2 separate regions of the Mus musculus genome follow, and region 1 is linked to region 2. A link is a contact called in ENCODE Hi-C or POLR2A ChIA-PET data. All regions are on one chromosome and are shown on one strand. The core of a region is the stretch at or near the end of the contact, and the rest is flanking DNA. Distances in the headings are between cores, read along the strand shown. Region 1 has its middle 29 kb from the start of Gm33381. Region 2 overlaps Atp1a1 (ATPase, Na+/K+ transporting, alpha 1 polypeptide).

Region 1 (6,521 bases), core at 3,068-5,567, 230 kb after region 2:
TTTCCATCCTCAGATTCCTAACCAGAAGCAGAAGGGAAAGTACAATAATAATTCACTGAGGCCTCAGGAAGGAAATAGTGAAGTCAGGCCATTCAAGGGAAAGCCAGAACACCGAGGGGAACTGGTTGTCCCTCCAACCGACAGGGGGCACCACTGAGTCAGACCGCCACTCCTGACCCCCGCGGGTGTCATCTGGCCTTCCTCATCTCTCTGCCCTCTGACTGGGATGTCTCAGGCCTTGATATTTGCCATCCCACCCAGCCCAGCCCTGTCCTTCAGATGAGGTTACCCATTAATTACTATGGTGCCCCATTCAGAGGAGCCCCAGTGAGGGAACAGTGGACCCCCGTAGTCAGGGTGGAGAACACTGGGTACCAATCCTCCCCGCCCCTCCTTTACACATACACCTCATTCCCTCCTCTTTCGACGTTCCTCTTCCTTCCCACTGTCCCTCCTCCCTTATGAAAGGCCCAAGACCCGCAGGTGCAACAGACACGTTCAGCCGCCCTTTGACCACGTCGTCCCAGCTCGCAGGAAGAAGGAGCAGTAAGGATATTTGGATATCTGAGTTCCCAGCCTTCTGTGAGTGCTGCCAGGAACCCCTTGCACCTCCCTGTCTGGCCCCTGCATCCCTAGACGGGCTCAATGCTCACTGCTCTCACTGAAAGCTACATTCAAAAGATTGAAAGGAGGCAACAGACAACATTGGCCACCTGTTCCCTCCCTGCTGGGCCGTGGCCAGACAGTAGAGCAGTGCTACGTTGTGCCTTGGGTGTGACGGACTGCGTGGGCCACCCAGGGTGTGGCTAAGGGCCCCTGCACTGAGGCAGCAGATCCCTGAAGCCAGGCTAGTCCCCAGGACGACCTTCTCCCTGGGGTCCACTCCCACGTTCTGAAGCCTTTGACATTTCTCTTCTGTGCCTCCCTATAGGTCCCGCTGCTCCAGGAGAGAAGAGTGATCCAAATTGGTGTGGAGAATGTGTTTACTTAAAATCCTATTGAAGTCTAAATTTAGAGCCTGTATCTGCCGGCCTTATCAAGAAACAAGTTCTAGAGAGAGGGTCCTGGTGCTCCGATGACCTTTAAGGAAAGATTTCAGAGTAGGCAGAGCTAGGTACACTGTCCTAGGAGGTGGGTCTGTGCCGCTTATGTCCTCACCTGCCTTGACAGAGAGGCAGCCCCGGGCGGTGGGGGTGGGGTGGGGGGATTCCCTACAATCATGGGTGCTTCCCAGGGATAACAGGGCCGTGGCCTTCCTCTCTTCCCACCTCTGACACAGCAAGAGATAACTGTCCTTTCTTAACTGTCCTTTCTTCCCTCCAATAGACCCAGAGAAAAGTTAGTTCGGCTGGCAGAGATTGTCTCCTAATAGTAGACATTACTGTCTCCCACCCTCCAGATATTGTTCAGGTTACTTAGCATAGAGTGGCTGCTTTAATTCTCACTCTTCCCCATTTTACAGACAGACAAAACAAGTCATGGAGGCATTGGCAATGTATCCCTAGTTGTAGAGCTTCTTAGTGCTTTCCTCACCAAACAGAAGTCCCACATGGAGGCCACACTGCCCAGCAATTCCCCAGGGGAAGTCTGAGGGTGACCCTGACCAAATAGGAAAGACCTGGAGCTACAGAAGGAATCGCCTCAGGTTTGTGTGGCAAGGGCTGCTCTCCCAGACCTGGCTTCAGAGCATCTGCCTCACAGGGGCAGTAGCCCATCTCCAGTTCTCCCAACTGTTCAGGGCAGGGTGGCCTGGAATCCTTAAGCTCTACTGGCAATATCTAGTGAAGAGTGTCCCCCTCCCCAGCCCCCCCCTCCCACCATGCAGATGCCGGACAATGAGAGAGCACAGAGGGGGGTGGGGGGGCTCCTCATAGGTTGCTCCTGCCTGGGTAGGAGGGAGACTCAGGTCCAAAGAGGGTGGTAGGATATGGAAATCTGTGGCCACACCCTCCAGGCTCCAGGGATACTGGCCCTTTTCTCTGTTCAACACGAATGCTCTCCAACAAACAGCATGGTATCCAGCTTCATCCTCATGCAGCCTGGGTGGGGCAGTAGGAGAGCAGAAACCTGGGTGAGGACAAGGGGGAGCTGGGAGGCTGTGTCCTCCAGCACCACAGCAGAACAGAACACTGCTGGGGGCTGAGAACAGAAGCAAAGGGGGACAATGTCTGTCACCACTGTTGAAACTTCCAGGAGAACAGACCCCTATCCACAGGGACACACAACCATAAACCCAGCCTCACTGGGGATAGCATCATTTCCTAGGCAGGTGGCCCTGGGTGGTATAAGAAAGCTAACTAAGCATGCGCCTGCCCGTGAGTGAGCCTGCTGTGCCCTGTGGTTCCTGCCGTAAGTACATCCTTGGCTGTGCGTGAGTTTCCTGGCTGGAGGCAATGCTGTGTGCAAGAGCAAGCATTCTCTGCCTTCAGGTTCTTGTCCTGACTTCCCTCAGTGATGGAAAGTGACCCGTAAGTGTAAGCTGAATAAGCCCTTTCCTCTTCTGCATTGCTTTTGGTCAATGTTCTAGCAAAGCCCCAGACTGAAGCTGGAATGGTCTCCTTGGCTAATGGCCATGCTCAGGGAGCTGGCCCAGAGCCTTTGAGCAGCAGCTGGCTCTTCTAACTCAGCTGCTCTGCACAAGGCTGCTTCTGGGGGGCCCCTGGCAACCCTGGCAACTTCTCGGGAATTTTATTTATCTCATAAATTAAATTCGTGAAATTCAAAAGGAAAGCAAAACAAATCCAAAGTCTATCCAAAGGTACAAAGGCCTACACATGAAAGGCAGGGACTGTTTGGACACGTCGTCATCGTCGTAGTGGTCTCATTATCCATACGACTTTGCTTCAGCCAGAACATACATAAGAACGGACTCAAAGCTGCCCACCACCTACCACCACCACACCACAGCTACACTCTGCCTACGCACTGCAAAATGGGCTTCAGCTCTCTCCTGTTTCTGTATACGTGGAAACATTATTTTATTAAACTAATATTCAGAATGGCATTCATACAAAGCCATACCATGGACCAAAATTCAGCAACTTAAATAATAATTTGTTCAGATCCTTAAGAGCAATGTATTTGCTAATTCAATCCACCCCACCCCCACTTCTCAATGGCTGTCACTTTTATCAGCTCTAGGGACTCAAGCTTAAAGTTAGTACATTCTCCAAGTTACCCCATACTCATATTTGAAAGGGAGGGGGTGTCCCTCTCCAGTAGGTCTGTTAATGGATGTATGCAAGAAGATCATGGAATTCCTCTGTGTTTAGGATGACATTAGGCTGTAGAATCGGATGGGCTTCCTTTTAGGACCACACATGATAGAAGTAGGCAGGTAAAAGAGGAGGTGGCTAAGATGGAGGCTCTCTGTCCACTCGCTGGGACCCAGAGCTTGCCTGGGGGCTTCCCCTCCTACACAGCTGGGATGCTCATCAGTAGTACTTCTTGACTCTGTAGCACCCGGTGCTCAGGATGCTAAGCACCGTGATGACTACAATTTGTTCTGCACCTAGACCCACACAGAAGCCCCAGACTGTGGGGCTGCGAAGCATGGGGTCCAATCATCTGTTTACCGAGCCCCGTTACCTGGATTTCCATCCCCTGGTGTGTCACTGGCCAAGTGGCTTTAACCACTCCAGGCCTGGTTTTTCCTTGTGTGTAAAATGAAAGCAAACTTTGCCTAACCCCAGGTTCTGTCACAGCAACTGAACAAGGAAATTTGAGCCAAGTGTTTGCACAGTTGCTGTCCACCCAGAACTCTCGGGAGTGGAGGGAAGATAGGTGGGAAGGCACCTGACCTGAGCCTCCGAGGCCAGAGGAGGTTGAAGGAGGACCAGATAGGTGACCTGGAAATGACCACAGGCCTGAGTCCGGGCTGTCAACTTTGATATCCTGGAGGGGCGATACATGAGAGGGTAATTCCGGTAACTATATTTCCTTGCAGAGTACACTGTGCTCTGCCACAGGAACATTTTCTCATTACTATATAATAACATCAGCGCTAATGTCCTCTTTCTCAAAGGAGTCCAGAGCACTTAGAGATTGCATGCTCAGTGCCCAAAGTGCAGGCCTGGGGTTGGTGGCAGAGGCTGCCAGATATCAGGCTTCTACTGCAGTAAAGCGAGCAGAAGCCAAGGGTGTGTCACACAGAGTCACCGCACTCAGCATCTCTAGTGCTCTGGGGACCCACTCAGAAAGGTCACTTCCCTTGAAGACACCACCGAAGCTAGTTTGAGGGGACTCCAATGAGCAGCCTTCTCTGCCCATCACATTCAACAGGAAAAACGGGGCTGGGGAGGAACTGGGAGGACTCTGGGAGCCTGACTGCTCCAAGAGGGTGCTTGCTCCCAGCCTCCTTTGCGGGCTGAGTCAGAGAAGGTCACACATGATTGAGTAGATCTGGCTGACCACCGCAGGAGCTCAGAAAGGGAAGTGTGAGCTTTCACTGCGTGGTGGATTTGGTTCCCAGAGGAGCTACTTACTGCTCTGGGATTGAAATTTACCTGATGGGAATGACAGATTTCCGCAGATCAACTGTGACCCTCATGAGAAGACCTATTGCTATGTTTTACTGTAGGGTCGTGTTTGGTATTTTACTTTGAGACCAAAAAAAAAAAAAAAAAAAAAAAAAAAAAGGGAAGTGTTCCTCATTGTATTATTCCAGAGCTTCCAACTTGCTGGACTCGCGGGTCATACACCTGCGCTAGAGGCCTGAGTACCAAACACCTTCACTGCCCCCCTGGGTCCCACAGCTCTAACGTGCGGGGAAGCCCAGGACCACACATTTTATCTGTGTTTCTGCAGGGTATAGGTCGCACTCAGATGCCACCAGGCAAGGAAAACCACAGTGCCTGAGGGTTCCAGGCACAGAGCGGTGGGTAGAAGGTGCTCAGACTTTTGTGACTTCCTGTTGCTGATGACGCGGCTCATGCCCGGGGCGGGGGTGGGGGGGTGGGGGAGTTGGGGGTGGGGTGGGACTGGCTGAAGGAGCAATGGCCTCCGGGGCTGAAGTGAACCATAGGCTCGAACAGTCTTCACATCTCACCCACAGGAGCTCTTTTAGTGTTGCCAGAGCCCCTTGGAGGCAGGGCCTCCTAACCAAATGGTAAGATGAAGAAAGTAATAAAGAAACTGAGACAGACACGGAAGGGAAGCCCGACGCTGGTGACCCTGATCCCACTGGCACCTGGGCCCTCACTAACAGTCTTTATACATCAGTCTCTACTCCACCCTCTCTCCTCCTGTCCCCTCCCTTCCCCCCAGCGGCACCCATTTCCTAGCTTTTGCTGTTTCTCTATCTGGAATCACTCTTCTGTCACCGCACCAGAGGGATCCCTTGACTCCATGTTCCATTGTCATTGGGTTAAAACAAACAAACAAACAAACCCCAAACAATTTGTAAACACCAACAAAAGAATTCGGATCCAACCAATTTATTCTGGGAATGGTGGGCATGGGAGTAGGGGGCGGGGGTGGGGAGGGGGGTGAGAGCTACCCAGGAACTTTTTTAAATGAGGGGACAGCCATAGATACATGTTTTATGATTATCACAATGGAAAACTGGGGGCAGGGGGTCCACCACTTATAGTCCAGGGTCATTGAACAGTCAACAATGCATGTGGTCGCAGCAAAACTGCCTTGGACTGTCCGTGAATGAAATGATGTTAGGGACCACTTTCCTCTCAGGTCCAATGTGGGGTGGGGGCGGGGCGTGCCTAGCTCACTTTTCCTTTCCTGTACAGTTCAGGGTCCAGTCCTATGGTGGTATCCACTTTCAGAATGGCCTTTTTCCCATGTCAAAATCAATGCAGTCAAGACAATCCGCTACAGGTGAGCCCGTAGGCGAGGCTGGTTAGAGGGCCTCTCTTTAAGAGTCATCTCTCCAGCGATTGATTCTAGATTATGTGGAGCTGACAATTAAAACTGACAATTACCATGAGTTCTGACATGGCACTTCCCATGCTCTTGTTTACGACTGCGACTACTTCCTTCAAGCTCCTGTTGCCATTACTGCCCCCTCAGTGGCAGACTGCAACCTGGGATTGTGAGTCTGATAAACCATTCTCCCTAAACAGAGTCCGCCGGAGCATTCATCATATCACAGTGTCAGGAAATGAAACTAACACACACACTAATGTATCCAGGCGGCTGCCAAAAGAGCTTCTCACTAACTGGTCCCGGCTCTGGGCTTCTTCCCAGGTGGAGATGGAAACCCTCTGTCACTCAGAAAGTGAACACAAGAGCAATCGTGTCAAAAATCAGAAAGTCCATCCGTCACTTGCAGAGAGTAAGCATGCCCGTGGGGTCCTGCTGGAGGTGGCTGGGAGAAGCAGATGAAGAGGGTGAAAGGTCAGGCTAGGAAAAAGGGATAGACTCAAACACCGCTGTACATTTGCATATCTCTCCTCTCCTTCATTCATCAAATGCTGGTGTTTGTCAGAGATATAGATCTCAACCTTCAGGAGTCATGGCGGGAGACTGACTTAATCTTTAAAAGACTCAAAATGCTATAGGGACAT
Region 2 (6,414 bases), core at 330-2,829:
TTCCTTTCAGGAACCCAGTTCTCTTGGCTGCTGGTGGCTACACATTATTGTTATGGTGATGAGCATGGTGGCAGGCAGGCAGGCAGGCAGGCAGGCAGGCAGGTAGGCAAGCAGACAAGCTGGAGAGGTAGCTGAGAGTTCTATATCTGAATTGGCAGGCAGCAGGAAGAGTCAGCCACTGGGCGTGACTTGAGCATTTGAAACCTCAAAGTCTGCCCCCTCCCCCCAGTGACACACTTCCTTCAACAAAGCCACACCCACACCATCAAGGCCACACCTCCTAGTAATGCCACTCACTCCCTCTGAGCCTATGGGGCTCGTTTTAATTCAAATCTGCACTAAGGGCTTGTGGTTGAGCAGAGGAGAGATGCATGTGTTAGGCTAGCTCACATCCCATTGCCTCCAAGAGTCCCTTGACTGAACCTCCAGGAGGTTGGGAAGTGTGATTCAGCCGGCTGCTACAGAAGAACAGGGATGAGACTTACTAAGCAAGCGACTGTCTGGTTGCCAGCCTCACTGCTGTCTGGGAACAAGCACACCTTGGGCAGATCTTCAGCTGGAAGAACCTACAAGTACTGGTGCTATGTTAGAGTGTAGGAGAGTTCAGATGTAGGGTGAGCGTGCTGGGGTAAAATGACCAATGGTGATTTGAGATGTTTTTACATCCATGCCCACGGAGCCTATGTCAAAAACATGTTTTATAGACAGCACTCAATACTTTCCATCTACTCAAGTCACTAGCCTTTCCAGACTTGAGTTTCTCACTGTGGAGGTCCACTTGCATCAGTTCCATGGGATTTGACACAATAAACCACCACGGGCCAAAATACCACGGCCTGCTGCAGGCAGGATTAGCTGCTCAGTGGGTGTTGGCTTCCCTCCTTTGTGGGTGCCAGTGCTCTGGAATGGAAGCAGATGGCCTGGGGATGCACACACACACACATACATGCACACACACACACACACACACACACACACACACACACACGGGGTGAAGAGCTGGCTTCGAGGCTTTCGCTGTCTGCTCTGGTGGGGGAGACACCCCAGAGAAGCCTCTTACTATAGTAAGTGGGGGTGTGTGTGTTCCCAGGGCAACAGGGTGGCACCCATGCCCTTCCTGTCTGTCACGCCAGGAAAAGTTTTAAACCTTGCCGTAGGTTTTTAATGGAGCCATTATTCATACTATAAAAGGATTCCTCGCATACTGAGCAGGCTCTTTAGACATTTCTGCTTTCCTACACACAGATTAACTGCACTGAGTCAGAGCCCCAGTGTAGAAAGAGAAGGGAAGGGAGAGCAGAGGGGACAGGCCAGAGGGAGGAGGAAGGGACCTCTGTCTTTCAGAAAAGCTGGTCTGAAATCCACAGTGTTTAAAAAAACAACAAAACAAAACAAAAACCCACCATCACAAGCCTCGGCAAGGACAGAACAAAAATTGACTTCTAGGGACCAGTTTGCAATGCTGAAGCCCAGAAGCTATCCTCTGCAACCTGTAGGAGGAACCAGATCTGCCACCTTCTCTGGGAAAGCCTGTCCCAGACTGACTGCCCTGGGGTCCAATGGGAGAGGCAGGCCGAGCTGCTCCGATCATAACTGCCTGCCTTCACGCTTCCCGGTTACACAAGTTGCAGCCTGGTTACTCAGGCCCTGGGGGCAAATTCATGTGAATAACTGTTCAACAGGCTGTGCTCAGTTTCCAAGAAACTTGCTGTGCTCCGGTCTTAATGCCAGCTCCAACCTCCCCTGTTCTTTGTCCCTCATAAAAGCACTGCCCTTCTCTGGTCCTTGGCTTCAGCCCTGGCTCTCTACCACATGGTCAAAACTTTCCAAGCATCTCATATGCTAGAGACAAAGCATTAGCATCCCACGTGCCATGCCCGAGTGTCCTGGGTATGGGTTGGGAGGTGGATGTGTCACCTTCTGTCACTTGTCAGTGGCAAGGCACTGGGCACGTCACCTCACAGCTCTGAACTTCACGTTGTTGTTTGTTTTGCTTAGACCATTGCCCGGCTTGTGATAAATGTGATTGGTAGGTATTGAGTTCCACTAAGTAGAAACAGCAAACTTTCCCTAGTTTTATATTCAGTGAAACGGGGCTGGGGGAACTTTTATCTAACTCTTAGGAAGGCCCAGGCACTTGCCAAGCCCTCTCTGCAGGTTATTTGATCTTTGCAGCAACCTTGTGAGGAGTGTGTAATGGCCTGTCAGGGAGAGAGGCTTGTAGAGCCCGTGAATTGCCTAGACGGAAAGCTGAGGAGCCAATACCTCGATGCCTACCCAGAGATGCCCCCACCTCCAGATGCACAGGGGAGGGAACCTTTCCCATAGGGTGTGTGTGTCCAACAGGAGGCCCTGCCCCTGTGAACATCACAGCATGCTGTGTGTACCCCTCAGGGGACTCAGAGTGGTTTGGGGGAAAGTGTGAGCCCTCTCCCGGATTTGCCCTTTGTTTTCCCTTCTGAGCTACATGGCACTCTGAGTAAGGTCTCTGCCCTTCTCTTTGAGTGGAGTTCTGGCCGCTGTATGACTCGTCCTTTGTGAGGCACTGAGCTGAGCAGGGTTCACAGTGGAAGGTGACTACATAACACATTGGGAACTGTGTATGAGGCACAAGTCAGCGATCTGACAGGCCATCCCATCCTCACTGGGGAGAGAGGGACTCTTATAAGATCCTGAGATACCCAGATCAACGACAATGCTTCGGAACCCAGGTCAGCCCGGGGTCCAGTGCCCTTACTGATGCCTCTGTACTTCTTAGAGGAGCTTGACTTCTTCATGACTTTGACATGGTCCCCCACTCTAACTCTGTATCTAGTTCTAGACACCTGCTTGTTCTTCAACTCTCTGATTTCAAACTTCAGTGTTGAGATAGAGGGACCCTAAGTCACAGGCTGGTGGCAACCTGGGCACAGATCAGATAGGCTAAGCTCTTCCCCCTGGGAAGCAGTGGTACCAATGAGCATACACTTAAAAATTATAGCTGCATAGGCATTGTGCAATTTTCTATAGTATATACTGTAATTATGTGTATATATATATGTAATTATGTAATATATATAATTACGATATATAGTATAATTATATAGTATATACACACATATACACACACTCACACATATAGATATAAAAATGAGTTAGAAGTCATTCAATTACTAAATAGCTGTGCTTGAATCTGGGCTATCAGAAAACACCAAGCCTCTGACCTCAGCCGCCTTGTCCGTGCTCACGGCTGCCTTGTCGGCGCCCACATCCTGGTGATTGTCACAGCATGGTTAGAGGTCTCTATAGTTCCAAGTTTTTGGCTTGGGCAACAGGAGATGGATGCATCACAGCCCAGATTTTGTTCATTTTGCAGGTACTTAAATAGGTTTGCCTCTTAGGTAAAGCGCCTAATTTCCGAATACGTGAAGATGTCCAAGATGCAAGTGGATTTAGGGAGGAACGATCAGATTAAAGGTGGAGATGACCCCAGCAGGAATACAGAGCCAGGGGAAAGAAGGACAGGAAGCTATTCTTGTGAGGACCAAGGAGCAAGGAGCCGTGAGAAATGAGGGGCTTGAGTGAGCCGAGATGGCTGCAGGACAGGAGGTGTTCTGGAAGTGGTATGGCAGGTGGCGTGTGTGCTGCTGAGGCCAGGAAGGACTAAGGAGTGACCATGGCTGGATAGTCTGCTCAATTGATTTCAGATACATGGTTTCAGGGGGCTGCTGTCAAGAGGGAGGGGGGCGGGGAATGGAGGAATAAGTGTTCCAATTGGGAAGTGAGCAAGGAAAGAAGTCATGGTTCTCTTGGGGCCCTCATTTATGGCCCAGAGAAAGTGTGAGATGGCCACAGGGAGGGGTGGGAACTCAGGATGTACAGGGCCAACAAGACTCACTTTCAAATGCTGCAAGGACCAGTAAAGCAAGCAGTGTACAGGCCAAAGCCTTGGGGAGCACTCAAGAGGGCGGTCAGGGCAGGCTCAGATGCGCATCTGTAGGGCACAGACAGTTGGCTGGTCACTGACCTCATCTTAGGCACTGTTACTATGAGGGGTCAGAGAGATTCCTCATAGGCTCATGCAGCTTTAGTGTAGGGAGGAGTTAGAGCCTAGTCACCAGGGTGGGAAGCCCCAGCCACTAGGAGACTTGGTTTTGGCAATAGCTTGCCCTGAACCTCTGGCTACTTAGCTTCTTTTTCTACATTCAGTATTTGACTACCTACCCCTTATCCAATGATGAACAATCACTAAACAGAAAAGGGCAGAAATGTCCTGGTGGACAAGGGGGTGGAGCCTCAGAAGCCCTCCTCTCTCTGAGGTGCTTCCCAGATTAGAACAGTGGAGGGGCTCTGACTGGCAGCAAGCTGTCCTTCCAGGGAGGGCCTAAGGTATCAGGCTGAGTCAATTCCTTGTCTGTAAACACCCCTGACCTTCATCATAGTGTGTTGTCACTGGATAACACGCAGGAGTGACAGAAAATGAACAAAGTGTCATGGTTGGGACAAACAGGCTTGTGGTGGTCTAAGTTCACTGGGACGTCTCCCCAAGAGGATACCCTAGAGTCTCCTCAGCCTTGGTGGGAGCCTTCTAATCCCAGGGGCTCTTCTTTCCTCCCAGTTTCGATGTTGCTTTGAGACACTTCTTGTAGAAGATGACTTGTTTGCATGCATTGATCAGTAAAGAGCCCAAGGCAGGAGATGAACGATGGCTATTAAGGGGGCATGTGACATTTGCTCCCCTCACCCACGTCAGAGCAACAGAGGAACAGGATTGATGGGCTAGACTTCTCAGACACACACACAGATCATCTGGTGGATGAAGGTCACTATTTGGCACCAGAGGTGACCACAGCTCGTTATACTTCCCTCAGGAGAGGCAATGAGAGCCATGGTTAACAGCCCTTCCTAGCACTGAAGGCCCCTGATTGCAGTGCATGCTCCTCCACCGAGACCTGGAAGCACATGGAACCTTTCATCTTTTCAAGGCCTCCTGGCCTGTAACCACTTCCTGGAACTGCTGCTGGTGGCACTAACTTAGGGAAGGATTTATGGACGGAGTACCAGACCACACATGTCTGACAGCCACGTAGACTTTCCCATTTAGACAAACGGGCTCTGAGGCACTTGGAGTGGGCTGGATTTGGAGAGCAAGCAGGAAGGAAGGCCTGAGGGACTGAGATTTGCATAGGCCTTGGCTGAGGTCAGGAATTCACCTAGGTGAAGGGTTCTTCAAAGAAGCCCAGAGCCAAGGAACAGGTGGGGCGGTGGCTGCGGGAACCAGGGCACTGTCCAGGAAAGTGGGTCAGGGGAGCTCGTGGACCAGAAGAATGGGAACAGTTTCCTCTTGGCCCCTGGCTCTCAGATGTGGGTGTCAGTCACCTGGGGAGCTTATTAACGCAGCTGACAGCCTTGTCAGGGCTGGGCTGCCTTTCCTAACAAGGCCCAGGAGATGCTTCAGAGCTGACGGCCTGGGATCCACCTGGAAACACCGCACAGCTTGTCACATTCAACCTCTGCCACAAGAAACGACAAGGACTCAAAAGCAAATTCCGTTATAATAGCCATCTTTATTTGTAAAAATCCAGATATAAAACGTAATCTTTCAGTCTTTCCAGGTTTTCCTTTTTTACAAAAACAAAAAGGCACGTATAAACCTTGCCCGCTGTCGTCCCCGTACACGGTGTTTCTCAGGCAGCCCTCCCCCCCGCCCCGCCCCCCGTTACAGCTACATGCTTCATTCCAGGACGTCTGCATCCCCACATGCTTTGGTGCTTTCCTACCAGGGTAGAGTTCCGAGCTCCAAGACTTGAAGTACACAAAGAGGGGGTAGGGGTGGGTGCAGTGTGTGGCACAATGTTCCACGGCGTGCAGGGCAGTGGGCTAGTAGTAGGTTTCCTTCTCCACCCAGCCTGAGAGAGAGAGAGAGAGAGCCATAGGTAGTGAGTCCTCTTTTGGGAAAAACCAGGACAGGGACTCGCTAAGGATAATCGTGTGTGTGTGTGTGTGTGTGTGTATACACGCTCGCATGTATGCATATGTGTATCTGAGACCTCAGATGTAGCTAATTAGCTCTCTCTAAGAATATTATTATTATTAGGTTTATGTTAAGGCTTTCTCTACATTTGCCTTGCACTTTTTAAGGTCTTAAAAACCACGGTGTGTTTCTACCTTAGCACAGTTGTGTCCGTGGCCGCGTACCTGTGACCTGACGGGAGGAAGTCCAGCCCTGCCTGTCCCACTTACCGCCAGGGCGCCGCCTGATAATGAGCTTCCGCACCTCGTCATACACAAAGATGAGAAGGGAGTAGGGGAAGGCACAGAACCACCATGTAGGTCTGCAAATGAAATCAGCACTAAGTCAGACACACATGGAACCATTCAATGGGAGACAGAGAATGCGTACATCTCCAAAGTGTCCGTCCCGGAAACCATCAG

Evidence for each region. Hi-C counts contacts between places; a loop is a spot of excess contacts on that map. ChIA-PET counts read pairs that join two places held with the same protein, here RNA polymerase II (POLR2A).
Region 1: a loop to region 2 is called in a map of Patski, with 3 times the contacts of the local background. The contact joins two enhancer-like sites. A Hi-C loop is called at or near these places in 2 of 37 maps with a recorded cell type or tissue (Patski and regulatory T cell). POLR2A ChIA-PET finds 5 or more read pairs at or near these places in 1 of 5 experiments (Patski).

Annotation. Positions count from the first base shown.
Region 1 is chr3:101,795,679-101,802,199 of GRCm38, forward strand. No RefSeq gene overlaps it. Among named protein-coding and RNA genes, the nearest start is that of Gm33381, 29 kb to the right of the region's middle. Within about 2 kb of position 4,318, at least 1 of the 3 ENCODE cell types and tissues checked has a DNase peak (open chromatin) inside an H3K27ac peak, as active enhancers do.
Region 2 is chr3:101,570,697-101,577,110 of GRCm38, forward strand. It overlaps Atp1a1 (ATPase, Na+/K+ transporting, alpha 1 polypeptide), which reads right to left. Exons shown (of 23, transcript NM_144900.2): 22 at 6,223-6,314; 23 at 5,523-5,888. The coding sequence ends at 5,860. Among named protein-coding and RNA genes, the nearest start is that of Atp1a1, 31 kb to the right of the region's middle. Within about 2 kb of position 1,580, at least 1 of the 3 ENCODE cell types and tissues checked has a DNase peak (open chromatin) inside an H3K27ac peak, as active enhancers do.